2 separate regions of the Homo sapiens genome follow, and region 2 is linked to region 1. The links are chromatin contacts, found by Hi-C or POLR2A ChIA-PET in ENCODE. All regions are on one chromosome and are shown on one strand. The core of a region is the stretch at or near the end of the contact, and the rest is flanking DNA. Distances in the headings are between cores, read along the strand shown. Region 1 overlaps CLIC4 (chloride intracellular channel 4). Region 2 overlaps CLIC4 (chloride intracellular channel 4).

What was found. Hi-C counts contacts between places; a loop is a spot of excess contacts on that map. ChIA-PET counts read pairs that join two places held with the same protein, here RNA polymerase II (POLR2A). Pooled maps may share reads with other maps.
Region 2: a map of endothelial cell of umbilical vein shows a loop between it and region 1 (5-fold over the local background). The contact joins two enhancer-like sites. A Hi-C loop is called at or near these places in 10 of 168 maps with a recorded cell type or tissue (IMR-90, aorta, ascending aorta and 7 more), 6 of 37 single-sample maps with no recorded cell type and 13 of 50 pooled maps. POLR2A ChIA-PET finds 5 or more read pairs at or near these places in 13 of 52 experiments (A549, A673, B cell and 10 more).

Annotation. Positions count from the first base shown.
Region 1 is chr1:24,802,415-24,808,768 of GRCh38, reverse strand. All of the region lies in intron 2 of CLIC4 (chloride intracellular channel 4), which reads right to left. Among named protein-coding and RNA genes, the nearest start is that of CLIC4, 60 kb to the right of the region's middle. Within about 2 kb of position 4,613, at least 3 of the 41 ENCODE cell types and tissues checked have a DNase peak (open chromatin) inside an H3K27ac peak, as active enhancers do; they include A673 and endothelial cell of umbilical vein, where a contact is called at or near this core.
Region 2 is chr1:24,766,831-24,773,340 of GRCh38, reverse strand. All of the region lies in intron 1 of CLIC4 (chloride intracellular channel 4), which reads right to left. Among named protein-coding and RNA genes, the nearest start is that of CLIC4, 25 kb to the right of the region's middle. Within about 2 kb of position 2,985, at least 8 of the 41 ENCODE cell types and tissues checked have a DNase peak (open chromatin) inside an H3K27ac peak, as active enhancers do; they include A673 and endothelial cell of umbilical vein, where a contact is called at or near this core.

The DNA of each region.
Region 1 (6,354 bases), core at 3,364-5,863:
AGAGGCGGAGGTTGCAGTGAGCCGAGATCGCGCCACTGCACTCCAGCCTGGGTGACAGAGTGAGACTCCATCTCAAAAAAAAAAAAAAAATTTTATAGATAGATAGATAGATCTCCCATCTCTACAAAAAATACAAAAATTAGCCAGGCGTGTTGCACATACTACTTGGAAGGCTGAGGCGAGCCATGATCACACACTGTACTCCAGCCTGGGCGACAGAATGAGACCCTGTCTCAAAAAAAAGGGCGGCAGGGCGGGGGCGGGGGCGGTTGCAGTTGTACTGAACATGTACAGACTTTTTCTTGTCATTATTCCCTAAACACAGTGTAATGACAACTTACATAGCATTTACACTGTATTAGGTATTATAACCTAGAGATGATTTAAAGTATATGGGAGGCTATTTGTAGGTTAATATGCAAATACTATTCCATTTTATATAAGAAACTTGAGCATCTGTGGATTTTGGTATCCACCAGGGGTCCTTGAACCAATCCCCCATGGATACCAAGAGATGACTGTAGACCGGGCACAGTGGCTCATGTCTATAATCTCAGCACCTTGGCAGGCCAAGGCGGGCGGATCAGCTGAGGTCAGGAGTTCCAGCCCAGCCTGGCCAACATGGCGAAACACCATCTCTACTAAAAATACAAAATTAGCCAGGCATAGTGGCGCACGCCTGTAATCCCAGTTAGGAGGCTGAGGAAGGAGAATTGCTTGAATCCGGGAGGTGAAGGTTGCAGTGAGCTGAGATTGTGCCATTGCATTCCAGCCTGGGCAACAAGAGCAAAATTCCATCTCAAAAAAAAAAAAAAGGAATGTTTTTTAATCTTGTCATATATAAATTGTGATTACCTGGAAAACAATTTTCTCACTCCAAATTCATAAAACATATCCATTAACATTTTTATAATGAACAGTCAATTAAATGCCTAACTGTAAGTTAATAATATAAGTCTGTTTTTCACAAACAGTTTTTTTTAAGAACACGGTAGATTAGATAAAGGGGAAGAAGGTCTTGTTAGATATGAGTTCTAAATTTCTTTTCAAATAATCAATATGTCAGTATGTTCAATTCCTCACCTTCTGCTTTTAAATTTAACTTCCTCATAAAGTGACCATTTTCGATTACCTGCTCCACCCTGACTCATTCCAATTACCTGCTCTGTCATAACCATTTTTCTGGCCAAACCACTCACCCGGTGACTCTCTTTAAATTAGCCAATCAGAATTACTTTAGTCTGTGCGGTCTAACCCTAGCCAATAGGGGAAAGACACAGCAGCAGGGGCCACGTGAGTCAGGGATAAAAACCCCTTCCCCTACCTTATCCAAGTGTGTGCTCACCATTGCTCCATGTGTAAGAGCGCACCCTTCTATAGAAGTAACTTGCCTTGCTGAGAATTAAAAAGAAAATTTTATATTCAAGTGTTATTTCTTTTGCAGCACCAAAAATTTATTTGTAACAGTCTCAATGCTTTAAAAAAAAAAAACAAACCCAAAGGGGTAGGTCGGGTAGGGCATGTGGGACAAAATAAATAACACCTATTACTTCTATAATTAATTATGAAAGTTTTTAAGCTCTCTAAACAGAAAGATTCTTAATTTTTTAAATTTTTATTCAATTTTCTTTTTTTTTAGAGATGGGGGTCTCTCTCTCTTGCTATGTTGCCCAGGCTGTCCTCAAACTCCTGGTCTCAAATGATCCTCAGCTGCAAGTAGCTGGGACTAGAGAGCACGCCACTGCACCCGGCTCCCAAATAAAAATATTTATTGGGAGAGGGAGAAAACTAGCGTATCAGAGAAAAAAGAACCAAGGCTGAAGAAAAGGGACTGGCTTGAAGTCCCAAATGGAAAAGCTCTACCATTTACCAGCTACATGACTAAGTAAATTACAACCTCTTTGGGTCTGGATTTCCTCTTTATAAGATCTGCTTTGTCTGTAAAGATTAAATCAAATAAGGCACGTGAAAGTGAACTAAAAGTATGCAAATGAAAGCCATTACCACTTTTAGTATCATATTAACAAAGCATTATGCAGGAAATCAGATTGGCAGTTTTAACTTTAATAGAGCTGATGGTTCATAAATGGTTACCTAGCATTAACTGATTGGTAATAAACAAAATCTGATTAATTTAGAGTCATATATACAACCAAGGAAAGTTTAAAGGACATATGATTACCAATTTTCCATTAATATTTGTGATTAGTGAATAGTCTATCTTGTTTTGGTTGAAAGGCTATATATATATTTTTTTAAATAAATAAAGCGATAAAACTGTTTCCAAGGATTAACTGTTGAGATGACAGACAACCATGGCAGGTCCTGATTCCAAATGAAGAATCTGAGAAGAAACTTTAGTGCCTTCAAACGTATTAGTAGACTTCAAATAAATGGACAAGTTCTAAACAGTAATCTGATTCACTCACAAGCTATGTATCAACAAAACAGAATCTAAGATTCTTCAACTTGCAGTTCTCACCTGCCCTCTCAGGCCTCAGGTGTTCTGTTTGACCCACAAAGGCTCATTTTACAGATGTTTCACAGAAATGTAACACTGTAAGAATTGCAGTTTGAGATAAATGAAACTGAGCCAATAGGCAATGGCAAAAAATTTCAAGACATCTTTGGTTTACTTCCAAAAAGGCCTTCAGTAAATACTCAACACTTGATTAAAACTCATTCAAATATTTCCCTTACGTGACATCAAGAGCAAAGTGCACAGAACTCATGCCTTGCAACAGGGTGCAAATATTCTCCAGTGTTTTGGGGTGTATTATTTTTACCCTCATGTATCATGGTAGTCTTTCAGATGAAATAAATTATTCTGTTGTTTCCCATTTTTTTTCTAGATGAAGAAAAGGAAATAAAAACAAAAACCAAAAGGAAAAGAAACGAATGAAAAGGAGGAATCCTATAGGAGCTAATATTTTAAGAGACTTGAGTGGCTTAATTTCTATTAAAATGTAGTTCAGTACAATTGCAACAATTGGAGGAAGCTGGGCTGGTGACTCAGTTCCAGCTGCTTGGTATGAAATGAGTGCAGCATAGCTAGAGAACACCGGAGCTGGCTCTTGAAGATGACCCATCTGTAACAAGTTGACTTGCCCAACGAAGAAAAAAGTACTAGGTATGTAGGCCTTATCTTTTAAATGGAGCTCCTTTTTTCTCCAGAAAGAGAACAATAACAAAAAAAAATCGAGTTCCTTTTTGAAGGTGCTGATTTTCAGGGCATAAAATTAATTCACACATATCAAAGACACTACTGGACACTATATAAACATATAACAACAACAACAAAAAACCTCACAAAAGTTAACACCAGAGAACCAGAATTATTTGTTTCAGAACGCTTTACTACTATTAATTATTCTTTACTAGATTTGCTATATTCTGGTTTGACTGATAGTCAAGTCACTAATTGAACAAATTAATCATGGACTCAACAAAACACACACACCAAGACCCCTTGTCACTAAGAATTTGTCTTTGTCCCAGTTCAACCAGTTAAAGAATTTTACTGATTTGGATTAAATATTGTTAATCTGTCTACTTTTAATGTCAATTTTATTGTCAATCTGTGGAGGAATACTTCAAAAAAAATAGTACCCATGAAAAGATTTCAAATATGGATTCCATAATTCGTTTGTCTTTGTTTTTGTGTTTTTTTTTTTTTTTTTTTGACATGGAGTCTCACTCTGTTGCCCAGGCTAGAGTGCAGTGGCGTGATTTGCCTCCACCTCCCGGATTCAAGCAATTCTCCTGCCTCAGCCTCCTGAGTAGCTGGGACTAAGGCACTCACCACCATGCCCGACTAATTTTTGTATTTTTAGTAGAGACAGGATTTCACCATGTTGGCCAGGGTGGTCTTGAACTCCTGACCTCAAGTGATCACCTGCCCCGGCCTCTCAAAGCGCTGGGATTACAAGAGTGAGCCACTTTGCCTGGCCCAAATATAGAGTCTATAATTTTTACCATCTTGATAACAGTTTAGGAGTAAAGTGTATACTGATAACAGGTTTAGAAAAACATTCACTAATAATTCTATTAATTCAGCTCTTAGCAGCCTCAACAGGATGTATCATCTTTGAAATCGTCTTAAAAAAGAACATAAAGACATAGCAACAAAATACTCCCTCTCTGTGTGTCTATATCTCCCTCCCCTCTCAATCACACACACACACACATCCCCACCCACCCACGTACACACATCCCCCCACCCACCCACATACACACATCCCCCCACCCACCCACATACACACACACCCTCAACCCACACACTCCAACCCACCTACACACACCCCACCACCCACCCACCCACACATACACACACACCCCCACCACCCACCTACCCACACACACCCCCTCCACCCACCCACCCACACACATGCACACACATACACACACCCCCCACACACACAGTGGGTACACATGTGATTCTGAATGCAGTCATAAAGCACAATTATCTTGAATTGGACTGTTCTAACAAGTGCTTCATGTAGCTCAAGTCAACTTTACAAAGGGGAAAAATGGAGTCTGACTTTCCTGTCTGGACAGCAGCAGGAAATAGATGATGTCTCTGAAAGACAGGCTTATCTCATTCCATTTAGTCTCTTGGCATGTGTCATTCATGCTGCTGCTACTGAAGATCATGGAAGTTGAAATGATTTCTTAAGTTACTGAAGACTGTTTTCAGAAAGGTGGAACCACAGAGACATGATCATGAAGATAAAACTATCTGAAGAGTCTATTTGGGAATCAGATTTTTTTCTGAGTTTCTAACTGCCTTTTAAGATATGCAGAACTATCAGTTTCATAGTTCCATTGTAACATTTTAAACTATTACAAAAGTGAAGTTTTTTTCCCTTTTCTCCTGATTTTAAATATAAGGTAACTAACTCCAAGGAAGATGAGGCAGCTCGCCCCAGGTCCCAGTGAAATCAGTGATAGAGCTCTCTCCATACACAGCTAGGTCTCACTCCTGAAATTTTCTATACTATGCCATGGTTGTTTCCCAACTGATGACATGCCAGAACATCTTTAACTCTGCCCCAATTTTAGTATTTTCACTTATATTATCTGAAGCTTTTGTTCAAATCGTTGATGTAAATTGAAATTCTTTGTGAAGCCTGGGCCCTTTTTTTTCTATCTAAACGTTCTTTAAATTGCAATATGAACAGAAAATTAGATTTGGAAATGACTCCCACCAAAGCACGAAGGCTGCTCTGGCAGGCAAGTAATGGGAGATTGTTCACAGCCTCACAAGGGACACATGAATACTACCAGCATAGTCATTAATGCCAACTGAGATTCAAAGAGAACATGTCATACAGTGCCAGAACTAGAAATGGGCTTGTTCTTATGGATGAAATGTCATGTAACAATCATTTTTTTCAAATCATAGAGTGAGCTGCTAAGTAACTCTCAGAGGAGTTCTATTGTTCTCCACTGGTTTGTTCTGGAGTCAGTACTTCTCACCAAGATATTAGGCAATTACCAGGAAAAGCAGGAAAATAAGCACTGTAGGCATATTTTCTCCCCCAAGATTTCTAAAAAGAGTCACATTTAATGTTTTAAGATTAAGAATATATTATGAAAAGTACTACAGGGATGTTTTATTCCTCTGTGATAACTTTCATATATACTGGTGGGTTGTTTGTTTTTGTTTTTTGAACCAATGCTCACTTTCTTGAGGTACTTTCTCTTTAAAATTTTGTTCAAGACTGCAAGTGTGTAAACTCATAGAAAAGATTTGGACGAGGCCAGGCACAGTGGCTAAAGTCTGTAATCCCAGCACTTTGGGAGACCAAGGCCAGAGGACTGCTTGAGCCCAGGAGTTCAAGACCAGCCTGGGCAACACAGGGAGACCCTGTCTCTTAAAAATAAAAAATTAGCCAGGTATGGCAGTAAATGCCTGTAGTCCTAGCTACTTGGGAGGCTGAGGCTGGAGGATTACTTGAGCCCAGGAGCTCAAGGCTACAGAGTAAGCTGTGATCGTGCCACTGCACTCCAGCCTCGGTGACAGAGGCAGACCGTGTCTCAAAAAAAAAAAAAAAAGAAAAAGAAAAAAGGAAAAGATTTGGAAGAATAAAGACCAAACCTAAAATAAATTATCTCTCTGAAGGGGAAGTTGATGACTAGGGGGTAGGGATGGTACAGACTCATTATCACGTACTACTTGCTTAGTTTTAGTTGCCCTAAGAAGCATTTTTTATATTTACTGGAGACCTATGATTGTTAAAGACCAAAAAATATAAGCTTCAATTTTAAGTGCTCTCTACCATTGATTTTACATAAAGCCCTAGGTAATAAACATATATCTTCTTTGATATTTTCTAATTATAAGGCCCTGAA
Region 2 (6,510 bases), core at 1,736-4,235, 34 kb after region 1:
AGAAATTAATATTATTCTTCCCCATCTATGCTTAAGGCAGCTATTTCTGTTCATCAAGTTCTCAGACCAATTTTAACTAGACACTCCACCAAGAGTTCAGTAGTAGAGTCAAAAATCCAATTTTCCCTTTGTAAAAAACCTAAATTCTGCAGAAAGTTTTTTCTTTTTAAGAGATTACATTCCAGGTGAAGTGTGAAAAAAGAGAGATTACAGTTTAAGTAAACAAAAGGAAAATAAAGAATTCAGAGGGTAAATGAGATATGTGGGGGACTTTTAAAACACAATTGCTTGACATGCACAGAAAATTGGCTGTAAGGATATATATCACAATATTGCTTAAAGCCAAATTTCAGACCTCTAAATGACTAAGAACAATGGATTAATGAAGATGACCATAAACAATGAAAAACTGCAATCATGAAAATGCTATACAATATTTTATTAATAGTATAAAATATTAGCTCTCAACAAACATGAATAAATTAATGAATCTTCCTCATTTGTTTTAATTTTGGATTATGTATTTTTAAATGTTCATTAAAATATATTACAAAATCAGCCGGGCGCTGTGGCTCACACCTGTAATCCCAGCACTTTGGGAGGCCAAGGTGGGTGGATCATGAGGTCAGGGGTTCAAGACCAGCCTGGCCAAGATGGTGAAACCCCGTCTCTACTAATAATACAAAAATTAGCTGGACACGGTGGCGGGCACCTGTAATTCCAGCTACTCAGGAGGCTGAGGCAGGAGAATCGCTTGAATCTGGGAGGCGGAGACTGCAGTGAGCTGAGATCGTGCCACTGCACTCTAGCCTGGGCGAGAGAGCAAGACTCCGTCTCTCTCTATATATATACATTACAAAATTAGTTTCCGCAAAAATTATATATTCAACACTGTATTTCAGCTGTGAAAGTTAATATTCAGAATTCTTGTCTATCTTCTTTGCTGGCCTAAAACTTCAAATATCTGAAGAGTATAACATAGCAGGATGTTTCTTACTGAAATATTTTACTTCGGATTTCAATGCACAGGTTACTCAAATATGATGAAGGAAAATTCTATAAATTTGACTGGCTTTAAAAAAAAAAGAAGAAGAAGAATGGTTCTGTGTCTGCTTTATTTTAGATACAACAAACAAAATCTTTCCTTAAACTTTCTTTCAGGAGCTCACCTGGGAAATAAAATATATTCTTTCGGGTCAAAGAATTCACTCCTGAAATATTTTTTCTTTCTTTGGCAAACTGCCTCCATTATCATGAAGAATTTGTATTGGCTCTATTTTTGTTATCTAATAGATTGCTTCTAATTATGAGAATTTAATTCTCTGGATCTGACGTTGGAATCTCAGGGCTCAACTTTCTGCCTAAGCCTAAGCTTAAGCCAAGCCTAAGGCTACCTTGGCATATAAAATAATACAAACTGGACTGAACATCACCTCCAAGAAATACACCCACTTGACAGATGAGGTAGCAGATCAATTAGGATACACATAGGACTTGAACCTGGCCTTCCAGTTACATAATATTCTAGTTCTCTAAACCAATCTGTTAGGTTTAGACCAATAGCTATATAGTGAGTAGCTAGTTACAAAACCCCAATTACATGTCTCAAGTTCAATAACTGAATACTACTTTTAACTCTGGTATTTTACTATGAGGTAATATAGAACACAATAACAGAAAATATTTAATATATTCTCTCTTACATGCTTATATTCCTATACTATGCACACCAATTTGCCAAAAAACACTAATAAATGCTTACTGAATTAATGAATTATCTCCTATATATAAAGGTTTGTGGTAGGGGGTAGATATAAAAGATGAAGAAAATAGTCCCTTAGTCTTTAGAAGAACATAATAATTTTTTAAATTTAAAATATAAAAAGAAGAAAAAAGAAAATAATCCCTTATCCTTGATCTCCTGGAATTTACATTCTAGCCTGGAACAAAAATGTAATTAAAGGTGATTCAGATGAGTGGCAGAATATAAAAATGCACAAACTGCCCCAAACAGTAGGAAAGAGTAGTTCTGCTAAGGGAACAACATGGTCAGAGAAGGATTCAGAACAGATTCCAACTTAGGCTTGGAGAACATTTAGTTTCATGAACTGATCCCTAAAACCCCGAAATATGTTAAGCTAAACTTTTTACACAATTAGTTGTATTCCAAAGTATTTATAGTAAGATGCGCCACAGATGTGTGTATATAGTTCTTCTCTTCAGAAGCATAGCACGTTCGTAAGGGCTTGAGTGTTTAGGAATGCTTGCAAAGGGCTCTAAGAAGGAACACAAGAGTTGGAAATAATTATTGTAAGAATGCTTTGGGGGACTTTTCAAAGTCCTTATTTGAGAAGGACATGTGCTGTGACCAGAAGCAGATTTATTCCATCATTCCGTTCTATTACAATCTCTCTAACCAGCCAATCAGAAGAAATCCTATTACCATTTAGCCATACTGAGATCTGCTTTAATGGTTAAAAATGGAATAAACCAAGAAAATACTAAGTAAAACACGTTTCTTACAACTTACAAAGATGAGTCCAGCCTCACAGTAAAAATATGTGACAAAGACTCAAGGATAAAACCAACTCAAAAAACAAAAAAAAAAGAAGAAGAATTGGTGTGAGGAAAATGACAAGGTCAAGAAATTAAAGAAGCTAATTTATTTATAACCTCCCCTCAAAGGGAGGCATAAGTGACTATGCTTCATATACAAAGCAACTTTTTAAAAATTTGTGTGCTTGTTTTACAGAAAGATTCCTTATAATTTTTTTATTCTTTTTTTAAAGAAGCAAAGGCAGGCAGACTATAAGACTAATCAGTTTGGTAAGTGAGCCAAAAGCAAGGGGGGAAAAAACAGATCCAAAAGCACTGGCTGATCTCATTAGCTTTGCTTAAGAAACTTTATAGATGTGACTTCACTCCTGGATTACACGTCTATATTTAGTTTATACCTAATATGGATAAAGTCTTGAACCAACAGTCATTTCCTCTCTCCACAAAAAGAAACTTCCTTGCCTTTTTTTTTTTTTTCTACCAACCTCTGAAGGGGGAGGAAGGGAGAAAGGGAGAGGGCAGAAAGAAAAGAACTCACAGAAAAATAATTAACAAATTAGTATATGATTTTTGTTAAACTTGAACCATTTAGACATTTCTCAATTGGAAAACAATCCTAAAATCAAAATATGTGAGGCCAAGCACAATGGCTCATGCCTGTAATGGGAGGCCAAAGTGGGAGGATAACTTGAGTCCAGGAGTTCAAGACCATCTTAGGCAACACAGTGAGACCTCATCTCCACAAAAAAATTAATTTAAAAAAAATTAGCTGGGCATGGTGGCACTGCAAGTCCCAGCTACTCAGGGAGCTAAAGGAGGAGGATCACTTGAGCCCAGGAGGTCAAGGTGGCAGTGACCTGTGATGACACCACTGCACTCCATCCTGGGCAACAGTGAAACTCTGCCTTAAAAAAAAAAAAGACATTCAAGTCAGGTTCCTTAACAAGTTTATAAATAAACCCTCTAAAGTGCTTTATAAAATACTAATTAACCAGGCCCCCAAAATGCAACGAGGTGAGGTAATGGAAATTTTAGTTGCCTTTCAAATTTTACCAAGAGAACTGAAAGCAACCAAAGTCATCTAATGAACCATCTAGGCTCACTAGTTGTTAGTATGTTTTAGAAATATCCTTAAATATTCTCAGAATTTTTTTTTCAGGGTGACTGAAAACAGAACATAAGAAATTCTGTTAGGAAAGCATTCAAGTTTCAAATAAATAGAGAAAAATAACATAAACAAAGTTATTGATTCAGGTTCTGAAATCCCAAAGACGTTAGTACAAATCACAGTACTGCTACTTACTGGCCCTGCAACCATACCCAAACAATGATCTCTCTAATTCTCATGTGTTAAACAGTATTGATAGCACCTATTTCAAAGTTTATATGAGGATTAAATTAGCTAACACATGCAAACGGCTGGCACACTGTGCCTGGCCCATAGTAAGCACCCAATGCTATCTATTACCTCATGACCATTATTCTGGCTTTAGTAGGGAAACAAAAACTTACTGATCATTTTTTATATATCTGTTTATTCTGTATAGTGATAAATTAAGTAGCTTCAGAAAACTTATAACATTATTATAAAATAAAGATTTTAAAGTCACTTCATGATTCTTACATTATGTTTTTTTGTTTGTTTTCTTTTGTTTTGAGACAGAGTCTCACTCTGCCACCCAGGCTGGAGTGGAGTGGTGCAATCAGAGTGGCTCACTACAGCCTCAATCTCCTGCTTCAGCCCCACTAGTAGCTGAGACCACAGGCATGTGCCACCATGCCCCGCTATTTTTAATTATCATTAAATAAATGATAGAGATTATATCTACCAATTACAGACATGCTAAAGTTTTCTTTCTTTTTCTTTTTTTTTTTTTTTTTGGTGAGGCAGAGTCTCACTCTGTCGCCCAGGCTGGAGTGCAGTGGCACAATCTCGGCTCACTGCAACCTCCACCTCCTGGGTTCAAGTGATTCTTCTGCCTTAGCCTCCCGAGTAGCTGGGACTACAGGCACATGCCACCATGCCTCCTAATTTTTGTATTATGAGTAGAGATGGGGTTTCACCATCTTGGCCAGGCTGGTCTCGAACTCCTGACTGACCGCCTCAGCCTCCCAAAGTACAGGGATTACAGGCGTGAGCCACCGCACCCGGCCGACATGTTAATGTTTTAAGCTTTATCATCTCATTGTGGTATAAGATGAAAAAGTCTAAAAACAATAATCTTAGATAGAGTCTAGAAAAATTAGAAGACTTCATTTTTACTCCTTAAAAATTACTAAATATAAAACCTGTAGATCTACACTATCTCAACTTCTTCCAGACAAATTAAATAAAAAGAGCTTAATCTCTTCTCTTTAAGAGAAATGTAGATGTGTTAAAAATATAAGCACGTCTACATTTCCTTTAAAGAAAGCATTAGATAAAGGCTAGTTAATATATGACCTGTTCAGTTGTAAAGGTGAATACCACAAAAATCAAGAAATAGTGAAATTTGGTAGCACAGGAAGCCAAAATCCATAATTCAAAAGTACTTTTACCCAGCACTTTGGGACGCCACCACAAGGGGATTACTTGAGTTCAGGAATTTGGGACCAGCCTGGGCAACATGGCAAGATCCCCATATCTTAAAAAAATGAAAATTTTGGCTGGGCGTGGTGGCTCATACCTGTAATCCCAACACTTTGGGAGGCCAAGGAGGGCGGATCACCTCATGTCAGGAGTCCGAGATCAGCCTGACCAACATGGAGAAATCCCGTCTCTACTAAAAATACAAAAATTAGCCAAGCGTGGTGGCAAGCGCCTGTAATCCCAGCTACCCGGGAGGCTGAGGCAGAACTGCTTGAACCTGGGAGGCAGAGGTTGTAGTTAGCCGAGATCATGCCACTGCACTCCAGCCTGGGCGACAGAGCGGAACTCCATGCCAAAAAAAATATATATATATATAATTTTAATTAAAAATTTTTAATTAAGAGTATTTGTACAGAACCAATAAGATCCTATGTCATAGATTATTCCTCTTTACTTTTGCACTTTCACATTAACAAAAAAGAGAGAGAGGAAAAAAAGAAAAACATTCTCACTACTAATGGACTCTCAAGCTTTAGCTACAAGTCCAGCAAGAGCTGCTGAGGCCGATGGACTAAGATGGCAGAGTCCAATCTGACTGTCCTTTAGTTACCTAGTAAGTGTCAACAGGATCAGGGTTCACTGAAGTTAATTCAAGAGCAAACTCAAGCTTAACCTTGAACTTTTTTTGTACTAACCCTGCTCTTTTGATAAAGAATGAAAAGTTCCCACCTGGTGGTAGTGGCAGTCTGGCAGATGCTTCTAATCCTGAAGGTTGAAACCACATATGGTATATTGAATATAATAAACTAACCATAGGCCAAGCCAACATGGTCTTAATTCTGCATTCCTAAAGGCAAAATAGTAAGCAAACAAGGCTTACTATGAGTTAGACTCTAAGGGCTTTTCTTATATTAACTCTTATAATCTTTACAAAAGCCCAAGATTACCCCAGTGGGGACACCAAGGCAACTAGTGAAGGGTAGAACTAGGATTCAAACACAGGCCACATGGCTCGGGAGTCCACACTCTTAGCCACTACATCAAGCTTGTCCAACCTGAGGTCCGTGGGCCACATGTGGCCCAGGACCACTTTGAATGAAGCCCAACACAAATCCATAAACTTTCTTAAAACATTATAAGGTTTTTTTGGTTTTTCTTTTCTTTTTCTTTTTTTTTTTTTTTTTTTTTTTTAGCTCATCAGCTATTGTTAGTGTATTTTTTGTGTGGCCCAAGGTAATTCTTCTTCCAGTGTGGCCCAGGGAAGCCAAAAGACTGGACACTGCATACTCTAACAGCATAATACTAAAGATCCAGTCTTCCATTATGATGACTCAATTGCCTACTTGAAATATTAATTCAAATGGTCTTCAATTCCAAAAGAAACT